7 separate regions of the Homo sapiens genome follow, and all the other regions are linked to region 4. Evidence: chromatin contacts called from ENCODE Hi-C or POLR2A ChIA-PET data. All regions are on one chromosome and are shown on one strand. Each heading gives the region's core, a stretch centred on a gene start or an enhancer-like site at or near the end of the contact. The rest is flanking DNA. Distances are from core to core; before and after follow the strand shown.

The links. Hi-C counts contacts between places; a loop is a spot of excess contacts on that map. ChIA-PET counts read pairs that join two places held with the same protein, here RNA polymerase II (POLR2A). Pooled maps may share reads with other maps.
Region 1: a map with no recorded cell type shows a loop between it and region 4 (7-fold over the local background). The contact joins the enhancer-like site here to the promoter of SESN3 in region 4. A Hi-C loop is called at or near these places in 5 of 37 single-sample maps with no recorded cell type and 3 of 50 pooled maps. POLR2A ChIA-PET finds 5 or more read pairs at or near these places in 1 of 52 experiments (activated CD4-positive, alpha-beta T cell).
Region 2: a pooled map shows a loop between it and region 4 (27-fold over the local background). The contact joins the promoter of TAF1D here to the promoter of SESN3 in region 4. A Hi-C loop is called at or near these places in 14 of 50 pooled maps. POLR2A ChIA-PET finds 5 or more read pairs at or near these places in 2 of 52 experiments (CD4-positive, alpha-beta T cell and OCI-LY7).
Region 3: a pooled map shows a loop between it and region 4 (8-fold over the local background). The contact joins the promoter of PANX1 here to the promoter of SESN3 in region 4. A Hi-C loop is called at or near these places in 3 of 37 single-sample maps with no recorded cell type and 10 of 50 pooled maps. POLR2A ChIA-PET finds 5 or more read pairs at or near these places in 3 of 52 experiments (A673, Caco-2 and OCI-LY7).
Region 5: a loop to region 4 is called in a map of naive thymus-derived CD4-positive, alpha-beta T cell, with 7 times the contacts of the local background. The contact joins the promoter of MAML2 here to the promoter of SESN3 in region 4. A Hi-C loop is called at or near these places in 2 of 168 maps with a recorded cell type or tissue (colonic mucosa and naive thymus-derived CD4-positive, alpha-beta T cell) and 10 of 50 pooled maps. POLR2A ChIA-PET finds 5 or more read pairs at or near these places in 2 of 52 experiments (GM10248 and activated naive CD4-positive, alpha-beta T cell).
Region 6: a loop to region 4 is called in a pooled map, with 5 times the contacts of the local background. The contact joins the enhancer-like site here to the promoter of SESN3 in region 4. A Hi-C loop is called at or near these places in 1 of 37 single-sample maps with no recorded cell type and 9 of 50 pooled maps. POLR2A ChIA-PET finds 5 or more read pairs at or near these places in 2 of 52 experiments (A673 and GM12878).
Region 7: a pooled map shows a loop between it and region 4 (5-fold over the local background). The contact joins the enhancer-like site here to the promoter of SESN3 in region 4. A Hi-C loop is called at or near these places in 2 of 37 single-sample maps with no recorded cell type and 7 of 50 pooled maps. POLR2A ChIA-PET finds 5 or more read pairs at or near these places in 1 of 52 experiments (naive thymus-derived CD4-positive, alpha-beta T cell).

Annotation. Positions count from the first base shown.
Region 1 is chr11:93,527,536-93,530,289 of GRCh38, forward strand. All of the region lies in intron 1 of SMCO4 (single-pass membrane protein with coiled-coil domains 4), which reads right to left. Among named protein-coding and RNA genes, the nearest start is that of SMCO4, 14 kb to the right of the region's middle. Within about 2 kb of position 1,456, at least 21 of the 41 ENCODE cell types and tissues checked have a DNase peak (open chromatin) inside an H3K27ac peak, as active enhancers do.
Region 2 is chr11:93,740,200-93,743,139 of GRCh38, forward strand. TAF1D (TATA-box binding protein associated factor, RNA polymerase I subunit D) reads right to left here and starts at 1,296. Exons shown (of 6, transcript NM_024116.4): 1 at 1,123-1,296. It overlaps C11orf54 (chromosome 11 open reading frame 54), which reads left to right and starts at 1,473. Exons shown (of 9, transcript NM_001286069.2): 1 at 1,473-1,529. RefSeq lists enhancers at 956-1,465, 1,594-2,279, 2,046-2,165, 2,686-2,940.
Region 3 is chr11:94,127,515-94,130,288 of GRCh38, forward strand. It overlaps PANX1 (pannexin 1), which reads left to right and starts at 1,327. Exons shown (of 5, transcript NM_015368.4): 1 at 1,327-1,979. The coding sequence starts at 1,799. RefSeq lists enhancers at 1,260-1,319, 1,640-1,899 and a silencer at 1,550-1,619.
Region 4 is chr11:95,229,726-95,232,451 of GRCh38, forward strand. It overlaps SESN3 (sestrin 3), which reads right to left and starts at 1,477. Exons shown (of 10, transcript NM_144665.4): 1 at 1,058-1,477. The coding sequence starts at 1,135. It overlaps LOC100129203 (a long non-coding RNA gene), which reads left to right and starts at 461. Exons shown (of 6, transcript NR_110295.2): 1 at 461-770; 2 at 1,400-1,848; 3 at 2,327-2,451. RefSeq lists silencers at 1,031-1,340, 1,351-1,500 and enhancers at 1,856-2,495, 2,496-2,726.
Region 5 is chr11:96,341,877-96,344,824 of GRCh38, forward strand. It overlaps MAML2 (mastermind like transcriptional coactivator 2), which reads right to left and starts at 1,319. Exons shown (of 5, transcript NM_032427.4): 1 at 1-1,319. The coding sequence starts at 19. RefSeq lists silencers at 1-195, 1,313-1,502.
Region 6 is chr11:96,242,079-96,244,778 of GRCh38, forward strand. All of the region lies in intron 1 of MAML2 (mastermind like transcriptional coactivator 2), which reads right to left. Among named protein-coding and RNA genes, the nearest start is that of MIR1260B, 98 kb to the right of the region's middle. RefSeq lists an enhancer at 1,469-1,618. Within about 2 kb of position 1,258, at least 38 of the 41 ENCODE cell types and tissues checked have a DNase peak (open chromatin) inside an H3K27ac peak, as active enhancers do; they include A673 and GM12878, where a contact is called at or near this core.
Region 7 is chr11:96,266,338-96,269,103 of GRCh38, forward strand. All of the region lies in intron 1 of MAML2 (mastermind like transcriptional coactivator 2), which reads right to left. Among named protein-coding and RNA genes, the nearest start is that of MIR1260B, 74 kb to the right of the region's middle. Within about 2 kb of position 1,459, at least 7 of the 41 ENCODE cell types and tissues checked have a DNase peak (open chromatin) inside an H3K27ac peak, as active enhancers do.

The DNA of each region.
Region 1 (2,754 bases), core at 206-2,705, 1.7 Mb before region 4:
AACTTCAGCTTCTTGGGCTCAAGCGACCTTCCCAACTCAGCCTCTTAAGTAGCTGGGACTACAGGCACACACCACCACGCATAACTAATTTTTTAAAAATTTTTTTGTAGAGATGGGGTCTCACTATATTGTCCAGGCTGGTCTCCAACTCCTAGGCTCAAGTGATCCTCCTGCCTCAGTCTCCCAAAGGGCTGGGATTATAGGCATGAGACACCACAACCAGCCTAAAAAAGCAATTTTTACGTATATTTCACCACAATAACAAAAATTAGGTTAATATTTGTTTGCTTTTAAGAAACAGGATGGGTTTTGCTATGTAGCCCTCAAACTCCTGGGTTCAGGTGATCTTCCCAACTCAGCCTCCTGAGTAGCTGGGCCTATAGGTACAAGTCACCACACCCAGTATATTTTGTTTTTTTAAAATAGGAATGTCATAGGTTCACAGTGAGAATTAAATAAGATACTGTAATGGCAAGTTCTTACATTGTCTGGCACATACTAAATCCTAATAAATAATAATTAATTATCATTAATAATTTTAATAGTTATAAAGACAGTACATGCTCATTGTAAAAAAAATGCTTAAAAAGCCCTCCTATAATATGAAAATCCAGAGATGACCACTAAAATAAAGTACTTTATGGTCTTTTTCCTACACATAGATATTTCTTAACAAATTTGGAATGTAATTGATATAAAATTTTGTAGTTATGATCCATTCTTTTCTGCCTTACTTATAAATACAAAAACTTCTCACAACATCATCCAGAAATAAAAAGCCTTTGTTCAAGGAAAGGATAAAAAGTTGTGTGAAACTTGAGAAAAGAACAAGGAGATCAGGTTGAGCAACTGGAGACACCCGCCTCCAGAGCCAGAATGGAGATTTAGCCAAATCCTCCACCACCTGCTCGTCTCTGCCTCCAAGTTGGCCCAGAAAGCAAGAACTCTGGGGGTCTGGCCAGACAGGCCATCAGGGAGCACCAGGGCTGAAGCATGTTGAGTTCTGGGGAAGCCCTGTATTTATCAGGCTGGCTGGGATAAAAAGTTCATGTTCCCTGTGCCTAAACCGGCTCTACCTTCCAGGAGCTCGCACTGTGACCAGGGAGACAGTGCAAGGGGCTGCCCAGAGTGGGTGGAGAGGTGAAGGGAGACCCCCATGCCAATCATTTCATCCAACCCTCTAGATTAAAGATGAGAGAACTGAGGCCCAGGGAGGCAAGTAACTTATCGAAGGCAGCAGTGATGAAATCAGAACTTAATGTTCCAGTACCAATCTGGATACCAGAAGACCAACTTCTCAGGGTTCTAAGTGAAATCACAGCATGCCGCCTACTCAGAGCCCAGCAAAGATGCCAGGGCCCACATCCAATACATCCTGTCCATCAACAAGTACGTATTTACTAGATGTTGGGGGCATGTCAGCAGAGACAAAAGCCACCCCTGGGCATAGGACAAGGAGGCTGTCTTATGGGAGGGGAACACGTGGAGCCCTGTCTGGCTCCCACTCGTGGGCAAGGCCTTTCTGTTCTAACTATAACAAGGAAGCAAAGCCTGCCTCCACAGATTCTGAAGGAACACTACCTGAGTCAAAACTTCCTGTAGCACTCTGGCAGAGAAAGGCTGTGCAATTTAAAAGGCAGTTCCTCTAAGGAAGCTCTTTTGATGTGCTAAGGAAAGAACACCCTAAAAATAACTTCTGGAATTACACACTCACAAAACACATTTGTAACACTCACTTTTCTAGCTAGGAATCATCTTCACAACTTTCATTTTGGATGGGTGTGTTTTGTTTGGGAGGAAGGAGGGGCCCCAAAGGCAACTCCTGAAACACTACGGAAGAGCAGCTGCTCCTGGCACTGGAGAATTCTATTTTCATCTCCACTTACACATAATTATCTTCTAAAGCGATGCTCCCCAGAGGGGTCACAATGACATCGGCCTCCCAGATAACCTCCCCAAGCAGGCTGCTTCTGGCACTATCTTGGTAAGTGGAGGCAGGAGAGTCTGAAATCAGGCCCCCGCACAGCCCAGAGAGAGTCTGAAATCAGGCCCCCATATAGCCCACTTCCCCCGAGCCCTCATTACACAAGGGCCAGGCCCCTTCCTTTGGAGGCAAAAAGGAAATTAAATGTCAACCAAATAAGGATATTTCCCTTTAACTCCAAGGCCAAGGAATCTGAAGTAGTGATTCCCCCAGTAACTGGGCAAACTGAACCGACGACACAGGCCACAGACCAGCAGGCCAGGCCCGCTGAGGGCCAGCCTCCGCCTGGAGTTCCTTCTTCTTTTTAATGACCAATACTCAGATTGCAGGCTGAAGTGTTTTTATGACAAATAAGAACAACAATGTGTGAACACTTTGTAGGCCAGTAACAAGGCTGGCAGCAGAGGGCCCTGGGCCCACGTACCAAGACCACACAGCCATCTACTCACTGTCTCCAAAGGTCCTCTTGGATGTTCCTCCCTGTCCCACATTTTCAAGGCCAAATGTGGCCTGCTGACCAGGAGAGCTGACTCAACTCTTTTCACAGCATAGTGATTTTATACACAGAAGAATCCTGGAAGCCCAGAAGAATCCACATAGCTTGCACACTGACCTTGGCATTTTCTAAATCTACCCAGGTTAAAGACCACCTGAATGGCAGGCATGGCGTTCACCAGGCAGGCCCAAGGCTGAAGGGGTCGTGGGGGGAAGAGCCCACCAGTTCACACGTGTGAGGCCCTGCAGCTCACAGCAGGGCAGCTAAGCACACA
Region 2 (2,940 bases), core at 46-2,545, 1.5 Mb before region 4:
GGGTAGGTGGAATACCTGAGCCTGGGAGGTGGAGCTTGTATGTAGTGAGCCTCAGCAACACAAGGAGACCCTTGTCTCTACAAAAAATTCTTAAAATACTGGCTAGGTGTGTTGGCCCGTGCCTTTGCTCCCAGCCACTCGGGAGGATCGCTTAAGCCGCGGTGGAGGTTGCTGTTAGCCGAGATTGCACCACTGCACTCCAGCCTGGACGACAGAGCAAGACCCTGTCTCAGGAAAAAAAAAAAAAAAAAAAAAAAAAAAAAAAAAGGCATGGCAACAAAAATTAAAGATAACTACTTATTTCATTATTGTACATGCCTTAGTCAATCTCTTGTCTCATTCTGTAGCTTCTTGGGACCTGACATGAGTCATTACATATAAATCCTAGGATGAACTAGCAAAATATTTAAAATATGAAACGATAAGGTCACCAAGAGCTCAGATTTGTTAAATGCCCCCTGTGGTATTTTCCTGGTACAAGGTCTTACTAGTTTTTTTAAGTACAAGATTCTACAAAGTCATTAAATATCGAATGCTCAAAAACGGAATTCAACAAAAATTTGCCCCCATGCTTTAACGGTATACCTGTAGTTAATTTTTTTTAAAAGTAGGGATTATCAAAATAAAGCTAGCTCAATAATCACTTTTTCGAAGTGTTTAGAAGACACTCCTACTTGGGTGTCGATGCCTCCGTGGGGATTCTGCAATTCTTAGAGGCCACGTGGGCAGAGAGCGGCGCTTTACCCGGAGCTAACGCTGTGACCACCAGCGCCTCTCACCCGGCAGCGCCTAACCTGCAGAAAACCGGCGCGAGTAATGGGTACCTCACATACGAAGGTTAAATCATTTAAATCACGTAATAAGGTTAAACTTGTCCGCAACACGATTTAACACCTCCATCTCAAGATATAATGAAGCCCGTCCACACTACAACCACGTTTGTGTGGGACTCATACCAGCCGCGTGGCGCGGAGTGGCCTGCGGCCGTGATCCCTTCACCCTCTCGGACCGACTTCGGAGTCTCGATCCTCCGGACCAACGAAGGGGCCCCGGGAAACCCCAGATATGCAACGCCTCCCCCGCCCGCCAGGCCCGGACGGCCTCGCCCTCTTAGCAACCTACCTAAAACGGCCTCGCAGTGGCCCCAACCGCGCACTTGCTGCTTGTAACCCAGGCCTCGGCCCAAAACCCGCGACTGGCCTGGTGTCCTAGAGCTCTGTACACACCACCCTCCCGACCTCAGCCCTCCAACTCCCGATAACCAGCCGACCTCCTCCAACCGTGCGGAAGAAAAGGGTTGGCTATTTCCGTGGCCCAAGTAATAGTCAGGCCGAAATCTCGCGATACAACTTAGCTTCCGGGAAGAAGGCGAGCGGTGGGAGGAGACGCGACGTGGGGGCGCCATTTTTCTCGCCGCGCAGGGAGGACTGACTAACGTGGGCGGAGCTCTAGCTCGCGTATTCTGAGGAGGCGGGGTTGGCCTAGGCGAAGATCCGGACTCTGGGTGTTTTGCTACCGTGACCGTTTAGGTGAGTGGAATAGCCAAGAACATTTCGGCAAATAACAAAAACAAAACGTGCGGTCACTTGTGAGTGGATGAGAACTGTGAGGAAACAGCCTCTCAGCCCGGTTCGTTTCCGGTGGTCTCGCGTTTGCTGAGCTGTCGCCTGGCTTTCTAAATCTGGTCCCGGGTGTGTGGCGAGGGTGACGGGTGGGATGTGTGCCTGAGTGTTTTGTAATCCTTTGTCTATTTCTGCCTTCAGAAACCCTTGTGTGTTAAAATATTGGAGAAGGCTCATTCTTTGACCATGACTCGAAGTGTGTAACCTTTGTGCTGGACGCCAGTGTTATTCCATAGCACGCCCAGGTCTCCTCCCCACTTTTGCACCTGTTTCGTAAGCTCACCCTTTCTGCCTCCCAGGAGTTGGCTAACATGTCACAAGTGAGACCTGTGGAGGATTTGTTTTTCCTAAGTTTCCTCCTACATCCCCCCTGCCCCACACCATTAGTTCCTTGACCGGTTCCTGAGTTAAGATTAAACAGTGTAAACTAGTTTAGTTTTGGTGGGGTTTTTTTCTCCCAAAGTAATTTTTTTTTTTTTGAGACCGAGTTTCGCTCTTGTTGCCCAGGCTGGAGTGCAACGGTGCGATCTTGGCTCACCGCAACATCTGCTTCCCGGGTTCAAGCGATTCTCCTGCCTCAGTCTCCCCAGTAGCTGAGATTACAGGCGTGCGCCACCATGCCCAGCTAATTTTTGCATTTTTAGTAGAGGCGGGGGTTTCTCCATGTTGGTCAGGCTGGTCTCAAACTCCCGACCTCAGGTGATCCTCCCGCCTCGGCCTCCCAAAGTAATTTTAAAAAGGAATGAACTGGTTTGATTTTTCCGCTTTCAAAATTCTGTTTTCATATGATAAACCACAAAAATCAGTAAAGCTGTCTAGTCTTATTTTATAGTTCACATTTTAGGATTGAACGGGCCTTAAAAGTAATCTGGTCTCTTTACCTGCTTTGCTCCATAGTTTGGACAATTCCGGGGATAAAAAGTCCGATCCTTTAGGCAGCCCACTGCATTTGATCCACAGGGTCTGGGCAATGACGAAGCTCCAGGACTGGTATGGCATGTCCCTCACTGCCGTATTCAGCAGCAAGCCTAGCTGTGTAATTTGTGAGGCTCAATGCAAAATGAAAATGCAGCGTCCCTTGTTCAAAAAGAAGGGGAAAAGTGCTATTAAAGGGAAGGAACATTTAACTCCTAATGCAGAATCATTGAAATTTCACATTTCATTTTGTATTTTTTCTTTTTTCTTTTTTTTTTTAGAAACAGAGTCTCGCTCTGTCGCCCAGGCTGGAGTGCAGTGTGGCCCGATCTCAGCTCACTGCAACCCCCACCTCCCGGGCTCAAGAGATCCACCCACCTCAGCTTCCCAAGTAGCTGGGACT
Region 3 (2,774 bases), core at 77-2,576, 1.1 Mb before region 4:
TAAGGGGAAGATGAAGACTGAAGTCCTGGCCGTTATGAGTTTGAAGCCCTATGAGCCATCTACGCGGAGAGAGCTGTATACGCTCTTGGATGTGTGTTTAGCGGCCAGGCTGGGGTGGAGAGGTACATGTGGGAGTTGAGGCTTGTATCTGTGGACCCACAGAGAAGGGAGCCAAGCCCTGCCCCAAGGAGCCCTCATGTTTGCAGGTCCTGCCTGCTTCAAATGTTACTGGTGATAACCTACATGTCACATTTGACAGGGCTTCCAAACTAAGCCATCTAAGAAAGGTCTTATGATTCATGGCTTAGATCCTGTCCCTGAGTAAAAAATCTTACTGTGAGTCCTTCAAATCCTTTTGTCAGTTCCTCAAACTGCTGATGTACTGATTAGTATGTAAAATACTGACATTGAAAAGAACACTGACTTGTTTCTGAATCATATAAACTTTGATTTTCTTGTGCACAAAACATTTTAGCCTGTATGTTGTCATCTGCAGCCAGTGACTGTAACCTGTGTACCATACCCTCCGATGAAAAAAATCCCACCTCTGATATAAGGGGTCCTCCTCCCTTTTCCTAAACTTTCTTCTAAAACCCTTCCAACGTGTAACAAATTTTGAAACATGCCCAACTTTGCTGGTAAGTCTTCTTGGGTGGATCCTCACATTTAGCTTCCAATAAATCAAATTATTTCTACTTCAACAGCCTTAATTTCCGTGGACACTGGTCAGAGTATTTCCTCCTGTCTTTCCATCATCCACTTCCTATGAGCTGTTCAGAAGCAGCTCTCTGCAGCCCCAACACCCACCTACCTGCAGGCCCCCCTCTCTCTGCTGGCTCCCGGAACAAGGCTCTGATTGGGATGGCAGAGGAAAGAGAAACGGGACCAGCAGCGCTACTCAGGCCTCGAAACTCCACACTCACTACCGTTTCCGCGCCACCCTCTCACGCGGAGCTCCTGGAAGGGTCCAGCGCTCCCTCTGCAAGGCACCGTCGGTCTACACCGCTCGATTGGCCTTTTATGGCACTGACTGTTCTTTGAAGCTTTTGCAGCTCCTTCTAACCCGATTTCACCGTGTTGGAAATGTTGGGGGTGGGGCGTAAAGGGGGCCATCCCATCCACAGAAAGAGTCGCTTGCAGAAATGATTTTAAAACTCCCGGGTGCCAGGACGTGAGGAGAATCCGGCAGGGAGGGACGGGAGAATTTCCAAAGGTGCCGCTCAGTGGGAAAATCCCTTTGTCAGAGAGTGGCCCGAGGGGCGCGGAATGCAGCCGCGCCCACCCCGCCCCGCGTCACCGCGTCTTCCGGAAGCTCCACGCCCCTGGGTACTTGGTTTCCCCGCATGGTTCCGGAAGAGCGCGGCGCAGCTGGCTGTGAGCGCAGGGCTATCCCGGCGGCCGCTTCGGCAGCCAGGGCGGCGCGGAGGGGCAGGGCCAGAGGGAAGCGCTTTGTTCCGCGCGTGGTTCCCGCGCCTGGGGGTGCGCGGGAGAGGCGCGAATCCGAGTGCCGCGCGCGGCCCGGGGACTTGCACGGGCGTGCGGGGTGGAACCGCAGGAAGCGGAGCTCTCGGGTTCCCGCCCCGCCCCGCCCCGCCGGCGGCGGAGGCAGCGAGCGCGAGAGCCCAGCGGAGTCGCTGGGAGCCTGAGGCACCGAGACACAAAGGCAGGCGGGATGCGGGAGCAGGCAAAGGGAAAGCGAAAGCCGCGCGCCCGGCCGGTGACTGGGTGAAGGCGCCGCGCAGCTTTCCCGACGCCGGCTGTACCCGGACCTCCTGGTCGAGCCTGGCGCGCCGCAGCCATGGCCATCGCTCAACTGGCCACGGAGTACGTGTTCTCGGATTTCTTGCTGAAGGAGCCCACGGAGCCCAAGTTCAAGGGGCTGCGACTGGAGCTGGCTGTGGACAAGATGGTCACGTGCATTGCGGTGGGGCTGCCCCTGCTGCTCATCTCGCTGGCCTTCGCGCAGGAGATCTCGATTGGTAAGCCTCGCCCAGGACGGAGGGGAGTGGCCGCCCCGGTCTGGCCCGGTGAGCTGCGATTTTACGGCTCACAGGCCCGAGTCTGGGTACGCCCAGCTGTGATGGTCGTGAGCGTCAGGAAGGGCAGTGGCCCCAGTTTTATGGTCCAAAGCGTTCTTTGCCCAGGTGTTTCATTGGTACCCTGGTCTACTCTGCTCGCATCCCTACTCCTCAGTTCTTTTGTTCCTCATGCCCCTCTGATCGGACTGTGGCTTATAGTTTATGTTCCACCCTTAGAACTGGCACCTTGCCACCAGATTTGCCAAGAATAGCTGTGTCCCCGTTTTTCACCCCTGTCTCCTACATATTTGTCCAGCCGCCTAAAATTTTACACCAGAGAAGTTCCTGAGTGGCTACATGGAGGATGTGAAGACCGGTGCTCCATGAGAAGTGTGTTCTTTCAGTGTCTTACATATAATTGGTATTTGCTGAGATCTTAGCTCTCTAGGGTTGTGAATGATAGGAAATATCTGCACTTGGCAGGCATTAGAGGGATCCTCAACTTGGACGGTCTTACAAATGTGAGATGAACAAGTCCCCTTCCTGTAAATTATCATTTGAGCTTCATAACAGTTGTGTGAGATTGGAAAGTCTGGTGGTTTGGGCAGGATCACGTGGCTACGTGCCTTACCTTCCTCATCAGCTGTTCTGACTCTCCACACAGGAGAGAGTGTTTATGAACCAACAGGAAGGTAGCGCAGGAGGGTTAAATACAGTTCTGTGGCAGGGGAAGAGAGAGGACCCAGTGCGGCTGGA
Region 4 (2,726 bases), core at 227-2,726:
GATGTTGACTAAAAACGGTACCATATTCATCTCCGCTTTCAGTCCCGATGCATTTGCACAGCTCAGCAATTTTAATTCATTTGTAGTGAACAAACAGAAGCATCTCACCTAACGTTTCCACTTAATAAAATGTAAAAATAGAGTTTGAATACGAATAAACTGATTATAATATTACTTTGGGGCAGCTGTTAAAATCTGATCAAAAAGTCTAGAGACCTTTTTTTCATTCCCTTCCCCATCCCTCTCGCCCTTCCCCGCGGGGCGATTAAGCCAAGTAAGCTAAACAATACTGGAGTAAACTTTCTATCAGTCACTCTAGGAAGCAGCAATAAACTGATGGTGCGCCTCATTTTTCTGGATCAACACGGGGGCAGGGGGGTGCTAAGGAGGAATAACCCACATCCACCTCAGTCTTCTCCTCCCCCAACCCCAGCCTCAGGAACTGGCCAGGTCGAATTGCATTTCCCATGGGCATAAAGTTCAAGATGCTTTACTGGTTCCTTTCGAGACTGAACTACAGACACAGGACTACCATCCAAACAATTTGAAAACGGGGGTTGTTGAGCAAGGCGCGCAAGGCAGAAGCAACCGAATAAACAAAAACAACACTCGCAAGAGTTAGCCACAGCAAAGAGGGGCCAGGTTCCTCGGGATCCGACCCAGCTGCTCTGATTTCACACCGACCTCCATCAACAGCTAAACTGCACAGGGAGGAGGATCGAACGGATCCCTCCCGCCCTCCGCCCAAGGAGCCGACCCGGGGTAGCAAGGTAGGGAAATGAGCCGTAAAGGAGAGCAAAGGCACCAAATAAAAGGAACAAGGGAAGAAAAAATATCCCAACCCCTCCAGACTTGGGTCTGTCCCGGCGGAAATAAAAAGCCGCAGTAGTCCAAACCCTCCTGCCCTCAACCCACGCCCCCTTTCTCAGTCCCTGCGGAGGGACGGTGCCCGGGGATCCCTCTCAGCCTCCCCCAGTGCGCGCCCGGGGACGAGCCGCCCGAGCCCCGGCCGGCAGGAAGCGACCCTCGCCGGCAGGACCCCGGGCCGAACCCGTACCTTCCGCAGCACTTTCCGGCAGTTGGTACAGAGCAGGTAGTTGGCGGCGGCCGACGGGCTGCCGCCGCCCCGGTTCATCGTGGCTGCGGGCGCCGAGGCGAGAGCGGGCGGAGGGCCGGGTCCGGGCTGTCACTGCGGCCACTGCAGGGCCGGTCCGTCCCCCCGCCGCCAGCCGCGATTCCGCCTCAGCCTCCTCAAGGCGGGATGTCGGGAGGAGAGGCGACTGCCTGAAAGCTAGCGGCACTGCCAGAGGCGACCACCGCGGCAGCTGCCCCAGCGACGGCGGAGACGGCGGCGGCTGCTCCTCACCGGCCCGTTGTTCCACCCGCCCCCATCTTCCAGACCCCCGCCCCCGCCAGGCTAGGACGAGCAGCCGCCACCGCTGCCACCGCCACCACCGCCGCCGCAGCGCCTCAGTGCGGCCCCGCCTCCGCCGCCCCACCACCTTCACCACCTCCACGCTCCGGTACCGCCCCTCCCGCCAATCGGACAGCTCCGGCTACGCCCCCAGGGCGCTAGCCCGCAGCCAATGAGCAACGAGAGCCCGACTGGGAGTCGCGCCGGCCAATCGCAGGGGCCGAGGAAGCCTTGAATCTCCGGGCAAGTTAAGTTTATCTCCGAGGCTCGGAACTGAAGGGAGGTGGCGGTTAGCTAAGTAGTAGGGTAGCAGGGAACAGTTTGCTCTCCTCTGCCAATAAGAGGACGAGGGTGTGTCATATGCAAATATACTGCCCTCCAAGCCCCACCCCCAAGATAAGCTACGCCCCCTTCTCTAGGTCCCTGCAGAAGTGGTGAGGAGAATGAGATAAATAGTTGGGAGCTAGAGCTCGCTAGAGAGTCTAAGATTGAGCTAAATATTTCCTGATCTCTCGAGAAAGGGGGAGGGGAGTGGGAGGATTAAATGTTCCTTCCTTCAGGGCAGTGGTTAGGCTTTCTCTCCACCAAAATCTAACTTTAGCTGTAAAGAAGACTGCAGTTATGTAGTACTTTGTATCCAGGGATCTCAAAGAACTTTACGCATCATTTATTGTGAACCTTGTTTTGCAAAGATTTCAGTTACTTGAGGCTTGGGAGGCGGATAGGGGATAAATGTCTGAGTTATATATATATTTACGCAAGTAATCGAGTTTGAGGGGAGAGACACAAAACCTCTGGTTTAGCGGTTTCCTCTTGTTTGTGAAGCACCTTCTAGCAGTTATCTTAGAGATGTAAGTTCATTTACTTGTCCAGCACTAAAAGGCCAAAGGGGCTTGTTTTCTCACCCAAAAGACCTTCCTGAGGCAGCTGTTCGGATACATGCAGAGCACAGCGCCCTGCTCAGAAAGGAAGGTTCAGAGAACAAATTGTCGTTTAAAACTATTGGGACAAACCTACCTCTTCTAAAGCTTAAAATGGTAAGTCAGGGTTTTAGCGTCCACGTTCTGCGGAGAGAAGGCAGACTTGACTGGGGAAAGCGCAGGCTGACCGAGTGTGGCGGGACAGACGGGTAGGGGAGCCAGGTCTCCCGAAGGGGCTAGCAATGCGCGTCCGAGTCGAATGCGGGTTCCCGATGCTAGACGCCCGCAACCTGCTCCCGAGTGAGAACAAAGGCCGGCGCAGAGCGAGAACCTGATTGGTGCCCGGTCCTCACTCGTGTCCTCCGGGCCCCAGAGATAACTTGCATCGCCTA
Region 5 (2,948 bases), core at 69-2,568, 1.1 Mb after region 4:
GGGGCGCTGTGTCCCCCATCTTACCGGACACAATGATTGCTGCCTCTGGGATGGTGAGGTGGAAAGAGGCTACTGCTGGCTATTGCAGGCAAGTCTGTTTTTGACAATGTGAGCTCAGTGTTCAGGGCCACATGAATAGAGGTCTTCAGAGGTTGTGGGGGAGCCGTGGAGAAGTTGTGGGGGAGGGGAGTTAGTAAAAAGAGGGTGGGGAGAAAGAATAGAAACCAACTGGGGGGAGGATAAGTTGGAAACAAACCCTGATTAACTTACTCTAATTGCATTTGACAGCTCTGGAGAAGTTGGACAGAGTTGGTGGATTTTTTTTCCTCCACCAAGCTGACAAGAGCCACTAGGTACTTTGTAAACACACGATCTGGGGGTTAGATCAAGAATTCAGGGATTGTCCAGCAAGAGACAGAAACACACAGCAAAAGGTATTGAGAGAGGTATTAATAGAGAGGACTCCCCCTCACCTAGTTGTTTCCGACAATTCTTTATGGGGATGTTTCTGCAGAGAAACACATTTCTACCATGTCTATGTAACCAGCAGCCTTGACTTTTCCTCAGGTTAAATAAAAAACCAAAACAAAACAAAACAGTGCTGTTTCAGAAGATGTTTAAGTCACTGTTCAAAATGTGCAAAAATCAAGGGAGACTGTCTTTTGGCTTTTAATTTTTCCTCCCTTTCCTTTCGCTCCGGTGTTTTCTCCTCTTTGGGGTACTGTAGGATGTTGTCTTCTCCCAAAAGAGGGAGACAGCTTTTCAACTGTTAACAATGTCAGTAATTGGACTTTTGGACCATGCTTTTTTCTTCAGCTAATCCAATCACCGGTAAAATCCTCACTCCCTCTAAGGTTTCCTAGCCTTAAATGAAAAGCAATCTTAAGTCGCTAGCCACTGAGAGAGATCCTTCAACACATTTTTTTCTTTCCCGCTTACGTTTCTATTCCTCACCCCCGGCTCTATTCTAATACAGTATCAAGAGAGACAAACTCTTCCGAGAGTAATTTACAAACGATGGTCAAACTTACAAACTTCCAGCAAATTGCACCGAGTCATGTCCAGCCACTTTTCTGTCCACTTTTGTACATTCCATCCCCGGCCAGTGGATCTGAGGGTCTGGACTCGCAATAAGCAATCTGGTTCTATCTCCTGTATTTGCTCCGCTTTATAGATGGAAAAAAAAAGTAGCTTGTATTTTCCTTTCTCTTTCTCGTCTGTTGTTAGCCGCTTTGCTGACACTGGCTCGCGCCCGGAGTCACGGCGATACACAGGCTTTCATTGTGCTCCGATAGGAGAGGGAGAGAAAGAGAGAGAGTGAGACAGAGAAGGAGAAAGAGAGAGCCAGCAAGCTGCAGATGGGGGTGGGGGGGCGGGGAGAGGGCGGGAGAGCTCGTTCGAGGCTCCCTGGTGGAAGGCTGGTGCCACTGCGCGAGTGAGTAATCGCAGCCAGGCACCGGGGAAAGGGGAACGCAGAGGGCCTCCCAGTGGCTGAAGAGGTAAATCCCAAGCCCTGCGCATCTCAGCTGCCCTGGCTCAGCTCAGCATCAGACTCGGTTAAGCGGGGAAGGCTGGGGAAATTCCCCAACCTCTACACAACCATTTCACCAGCTCTAAATGTTTAAGAAATTCCGGGCCAGGAATGTGTTTTCCCTTTCAGCCCTACATTACGCCCCGCTGAGGATATCATTTTCATTTTTCAGTATATTGTAAATGACACCACTGAGCAACCTAGCACGAGCTGTGTGAGCACCGAGGAAATGTTCATTAATAGAATAAGGAAGATATGAATGTGTGTGTTGAGGGCGGAAGGGGTTGCGCGTGGAGAGGAGAGGTAATCACATTGTTAGCTCCTAAAGGGCAGGCAGGTGTAGCGTTTGTCTACCTGCCTGCCCATTTGTGTGTCTCTGGATAAGTGAGTCTGGGTGATCACAGGCAAATCAGTTGGGATAAATAAAATATTTTATGAGAATGATACAATTATCGATACCAGTTCTAGAAAAAAACGCTTTTTTTTTGGGAATGCATGATTGCCTATGAAAAACCAAATATAAGACCTGAAGTATCCTTAGCTACCTGGTGCACATATACAATGAGGAAAGTCAATGTGTAGCAGCTGAGTTTCAAAAAGTTTTTTTTTTTTTTTTCTTTTAATGGAGTCTTGTTATGTTGCCCAGGCTGGAGTTGAACTCCTGGGCTCAAGTGATCCTCCCACTTGAGCCTCCTGAGTAGCTGGAACTACAGGTACTCACCACTACTGCACCTGGCTCTGAGTTTCAAGAAGTTTAATAATAGAAACCAAATAGATCTCACACAGATCATTGTTCCCCCATTTTCAAGTGATCCAACCTTTAAAATATCCAATCCTGGCCAGGCACAGTGGCTCACGCCTGTAATCCCAGCACTTTGGGAGGCCAAGGCAGGTGTATTACCTGAGTTCAAGAGTTCAAGACCAGCCTGGCCAATATGGTGAAACCCCGTCTCTGCTAAAACTACAAAAATTAGCTGAGCATGGTGTCATACGCCTGTAATCCCAGCTACTCGGGAGGCTGAGACAGGATAATTGCTGGAACCCAGGAGGCGGAGGTCGCAGTGAGCTAAGATCACGCCACTGCGCTCCAACCTGGGCAACAGGGTGAGTCTCTGTCTCCAAAAAAAAAAAAAAAACTTATTGTGGATTCTGCTTATTTTCAATTATGAAGATTAAATTAAGGTGAGCATAATACTGCAACAGTCAGGACCAAAAATATTCTGGGTATCCTAATTTGGAAGTCATTTGGATTTGAGGTCTCAAATAATATACCTTCAGTAATCTAAACAAACTCTGGCATTTCACGAATATGGTCGTTTCAAACTGAGCTATGGATAGAAATAGGCAAAATCAAGGCAAACATCTCAATACTGGATTTATTTGCAATTTAGTTCCCTATAGGATAGCCTACTTTAGT
Region 6 (2,700 bases), core at 8-2,507, 1.0 Mb after region 4:
TGATCCAAGGAAGTTAATTCACTTTTTTACTTTGTTTCTCAAGAGGATTCAACAATGCAAGCACCAAACCAAGTGGATGCCCCTCTTTCTGTTGCTTGGTTTAAAATTAAAACCCTTGATGAATAAAGTGATTTATTTCATATTATATTTATGAAAAGGTAGAGCACTCTCAATGTTTTGAGTATTCCTGAAACTGTTTACTTAATTATACAATGAGAAACAAGACAGGAAAAAACTTCATAAAAATCACTAGGGATTTTAAAAAAATGCCCATGTACTCTTATTTTGCAATGGCTCTGGTTGTGAAATCATCAGACTGAAAAATACTGGAGGAGTGGTGAGGGTGGATTTTAGTGACAAGATTTCCTTAAGGCTGTAAATAAACCAGATTCAGTAAGAGAAACAGAGATGGCAGTTTTCATCATAAAAGGGGGAAAACATTTTCCAGTTGAATTATAGGTACAGCACAAAACAGTTGTTCCGTTTTTAAAAACTTTAGTTTCTGCAGGCTGAAACAGAGCATTTCATTTGGCTCAGTTCATGAAAGCCATCTGCACCTGCTCACGAAACAGCTTAAAGAGAAAAAAAAAGTGTGCACCAAGGATTTTAACTTACACAGACAATAAGGGATAGACTCTGGCACTCAAGCACTGAAAAAGCAGGAGCATGATAAAGGGGAAAGGATCATAATTTTATGAAGTGCCAATAAATAATAACCCCAAATCAGCTTACAGCATCACTTAGGTTTACCTGTGGAAGCTACACTTGCCTGTTCTGGTTGCATGTTTAAAAGTTAAGCAATTAAACCTCAATTATATAGGTTTTTCTTTTATGTAGCCTAGGGTTGAATGCATTACTGGCAGGAAACTTTAGCTCATGAATTCAATCAAAAATCCTTTCATTTGTCAGAACTGCTTCCTGCTGCCTCCTTTAAACATCTGCTTCTCCAGTTCAGGGACACACACACACACACATACACATACACACACACCCCCTCTTTGTTAAAATAATAAGCAATCTACCAACTTCCCTTGCAAAAGTTACATTCTCTCTTACACACACACACACTTGTTCCCAGTAGAGTTTATTTAATGTGTCTTTTATAGCTTCCTTGTCCTTCTCTCTTCCTTTCCGCTTTTAAATTCTGGAAAACCTCAAGCTGACAAAAGAAGACATTTTAAAAATGCGAGGATAAGGCCCGGCCGGCCTCCAGACCAATGAGAAGGAAGCAGAGCAAGGAGGCGGGGGAGGCGGGGTTGGCTGTCGGGAATTGCCTGCACTCCTTAAACGGCAGGCACTTCCTGCTAGAGGAGGCCAGCTCTGAACAGACAGAAATCGGGTGGAAAGCTAGCAGGAGGCGTTGCTCAAGTTCAAAACAATCTGTGCGTGTCCAGGCACGCGCGGAGCCAGACCCCAGCCGCGCGGCTCAGACCTCGCGAGAGCCATCACCTGAGAAATCCACAGCCTTTTCTCATCAGGCTTAGACTGTTTTTCCCATACCTCCAAGAAGGAAGACCCACATGTTAAAACTATGAGAAAAGCTGAAAGTGCCTTCTGAACAGTCATCCTTCTTTTTCTTTTTTTTTTTTTTTTGAGACGGAGTCTCGCTTTGTCGCCCAGGCTGGAGTGCAGTGGCGCGATGTTGTCTCACTGCAAGCTCCGCCTCCCAGGTTCATGCCATTCTCCTGCCTCAGCCTTCCGAGTAGCTGGGACTACAGGCGCACGCCACCACGCCTGGCTAATTTTTTGTATTTTTAGTAGAGAAAGGGTTTCACCGTGTTAGTCAGGATGGTTTGTCGTGATCCGCCCATCTTGGCCTCCCAAAGTGCTGGGATTACTGGCGTGAGCCACCGCGCCCGGCCCAGTCATCCTTCTTTAACCACGACATAGGTACTCAGGTCCGCTGGCCTTCCTCTGCACTGATGGACTTTTCTTTGTGAAACTGATTCAGAGGCGGACCTCAAGTGGCTTATTCCTTCGCCTAAAAATCGTGCTGCTTTTTCCTCTAGTGAAGTCTGGAGTACAAATTAATAAAAACTTGGGGCTGTGCGGCCTAATGGCTCAAACCGTGTTCCAGATGTTTTGAAATATTATTACCCCTTTTGAGAGCCTCAGTGTCTCCCTGGAGGGTAAGACATCTGCCTTAAGGGCACTTACCAAGAAACTACAAACATTTGACTGCACACAACAATGGTATCTTAATAAGACAAGGTGCTTAATACAACTGGCTGCCCTATTATGACGTGTAAGAACGTTTTCATATGTAAGCTATGCTTGCAATTCTATAAGTAGATAAGGAAGCTTGTGGTTGTTACACTTCTAATATATGGATAGAAGAGCTTAAACTCTAATGATTAGAAAATTACTGGTATTCTGAAGTGTATTACAATCAATGCATTCATGATATCTACACGTTGTAATTATTCATCCTTAAATTAAAAATGGTTTATATGGTTATAGCCATATATATCGATTATTGTTTTATTATATTAATAATAGCTAACATTTCTGAGCACTATGTGCCAATTATAACACAAAGTTCTTTACATGCATTATTTCATTTCACCCCTACGACTCTACAGAACTATGATTACATTGAAGAAACAGAGGTTTGTATCATTCATTTGCTATAGGCCAGGGAGTGAGTTAACAAAGCTGTGACTTGAACCCAGCACCTGGACTCTCAGAGCAATCACACAC
Region 7 (2,766 bases), core at 209-2,708, 1.0 Mb after region 4:
AGGTGGACAGATCACGAGGTCAGGAGATTGAGACCATCCTGGCTAACACGGTAAAACCCCATCTCTACTAAAAATACAAAAAAATTAGCTGGGCGTGGTGGTGGGCACCTGTAGTCCCAGCTACTCGGGAGGCTGAGGCAGGAGAATGACATGAACCCAGGAGGCGGAGCTTGCAGTGAGCCGAGATGGCACCACTGCACTCCACCCTGGGCAACAGAGTGAGACTCCGTCTCAAAAAAAAAAAAAGAAAAACAACATATTGGTGCGATTCTGAGCTTCACTGACAAAGTGAAATTGACTACCTCTCTAACTGATTAACTATATCTCAATTTCAAATACTGACCACAAAGGTAGAATCTAATTATGAACTGACATATTAAGACCTAGGTGCTTAAATGGTAGGATGTACTTATTCTAGGCTTCCTGTGCTATGACAGGCTTTTACTCTTATGTGGTTAGGTATGTTTCCAGGGACATGCCTCGGTGAATATCACACATGGAAATGTGGTTAATAATGAGCCCCTTCTGTGATGGAATTATTATTCAAGGTATATAAATTTAGAAATACGTGAGGCTTAATAAAACATAACGTTATTGAGAAGTAAATCTCCCATTGAGCAAATCATACATTATTTCACATAATAGGTCCACAGATATTTTTAAGAGAGTGAATGAAAGGCCATGTAGCCTGCTGAGGAACAGTATGTCCCTAATGTATAGTTTTATATATGTGTAAAACCTAGGAGAAAATAAAGCAGATTTCCTTGCAGAGGTAGCAAAATTGTCAGCTACTTGGACTTTCAGGGAAAATACACAGTATTTGAAGAAAACAATAGTGGAGTCAGTGCCAAGCTGATGAGTAAAGTACAGAAACACATTATAATGGAGATGAGCTGGTTTAAATAAGCCCTAAGACAATCAAAAAATTATGTCTCCACTAAACAAAATTTCTATCCCACATATTAAGACTGTGACACAAATAGACAAAAGAGAGGAAATACATGATTATAGATGCTTAATTCGGCCAACACAAACACAGCATATCCATTTCAACACTGTGTGGAATTATTCAGCTTCTAGCTAGGGGAAAAAAGAAAAAAAGCATCAGGAAAAACAAAAACAAAAACAAAATCAAAATCCTTTCCTACAGTTCCCTCAAGGCAACCAGAAAGTGAAACTTAATTAAACAAGTGAAATGTAATTACCTAATGCTTACCGCACATGGTGCTGATTTTCACTTCACATTCTAGGTTCATTATTAACGGGCTGGTGCTGCCCAGAGGTAGGAATAAAAATTCTATGTAGGGGTAACCATTGGCAGGGAGCAAGAGAAGGAAAGTGCTACCTGTTCTGACCTCCCTACAGGGGCTCAATTCCTCCAGTCACTAGTTTCAGCTAGTCACACTTCAGGCTGAGACTGTGAGTAGAGTCTAATTATGGGAGGGCTGTCCCTCAAGCATGGTGGGAGGTAACCCCACTCTCTGGAGGAAGCTGAATCTGAATCTGGGGTTTTTTACACCTCTCAGGACCTCACTGTGATTGCTCACTCAGCCCACTTGCTATTTTCATGCACTGTTTAGAACAACTCAGCAGTTTCTTTTATAGGAAGAGGCATTTGACATAAGGCACCTGTTGAAACAATTTGAAATGTGATTTCATCATGACTCTGGAAACATGGAGATGGCTTTCTTTTGTTGACAGGTACATACATTCAGAACCAGAAGGATGCCATCTCTGCTCTCTATGATTTCATTTTATTATGAAGTTTGATGCTATAATGGTATTTGGATATCTTTATTTAACTTTGTATTTCCCTTTCTACCATAGCATCTTTAAGCATACATCTTAAAAAGTAGGCTGGGTGCACTGACTCATACCTGTAATCCCAGCACTTTGGAAGGCTGAGGAGGGAGAGTCACTTGAGTCCAGGAGTTCGAGAGCAGCCTGGGCAACATAGCAAGACCCTGGTCTTGACAAAAAATAAAATAAAAATTTCAAAATTAGCCAGGTATGGTGGTGTACTCCTGTAGTCCTAGCTACTCCAGAGGCTGAAGTGAGAGGATGGCTTGAGCCCAGGAGTTTGAGGTTACAGTGAGTTATGATCACACCACTCCAGCCTGGTGAGAGAGGGAGACCCTGTCTCAAAGCAAAAAAGTAAGTAAATATTTTTCCTACCTATGTGGCTTCCAAGGAACAAACATTTGAAAAATCAAAAACCCTACTTACAAGGAAAATTGGTATATGATATGGTTTGGCTGTGTCCCCACCCAAATTGCATCTTGAATTGTAGTTCCCCTAATTCCTATCTGTCATGGGAGGGACCCAGTGGGAGGTAATTGAATCATAGGGGTGAGTCTTTCCCATGCTGTTCTCGTGATAGTTAATAAGTCTCACGAGATCTGATGGTTTTATAAAGGGGAGTTCCCCTGCACACGATCTGTTGTCTGCCGCCATGTAAGATGTGACTTTGCTCCTCATTTGCCTTCTGCCATAACTGTAAGGCCTCCCTCACTATGCAGAACTGTGAGTCAATTAAAACTCTTTCCTTTATAAATTACCCAGTCTTAAGTATGTCTTTATTGGCAGCAAGAGAAGAGATTAATACAGTATATACATCAAGCAAACACTAAATTGCTCGAATAAATGCATATTTGGATTAGAATAAATCTCTAAAACTGAGAAACATACTCAGAAAGTTATGAAACAATATAATGTTGGCATCATAATCCACTTCATTCATATACCATGGAAATGACTTGGTTATTT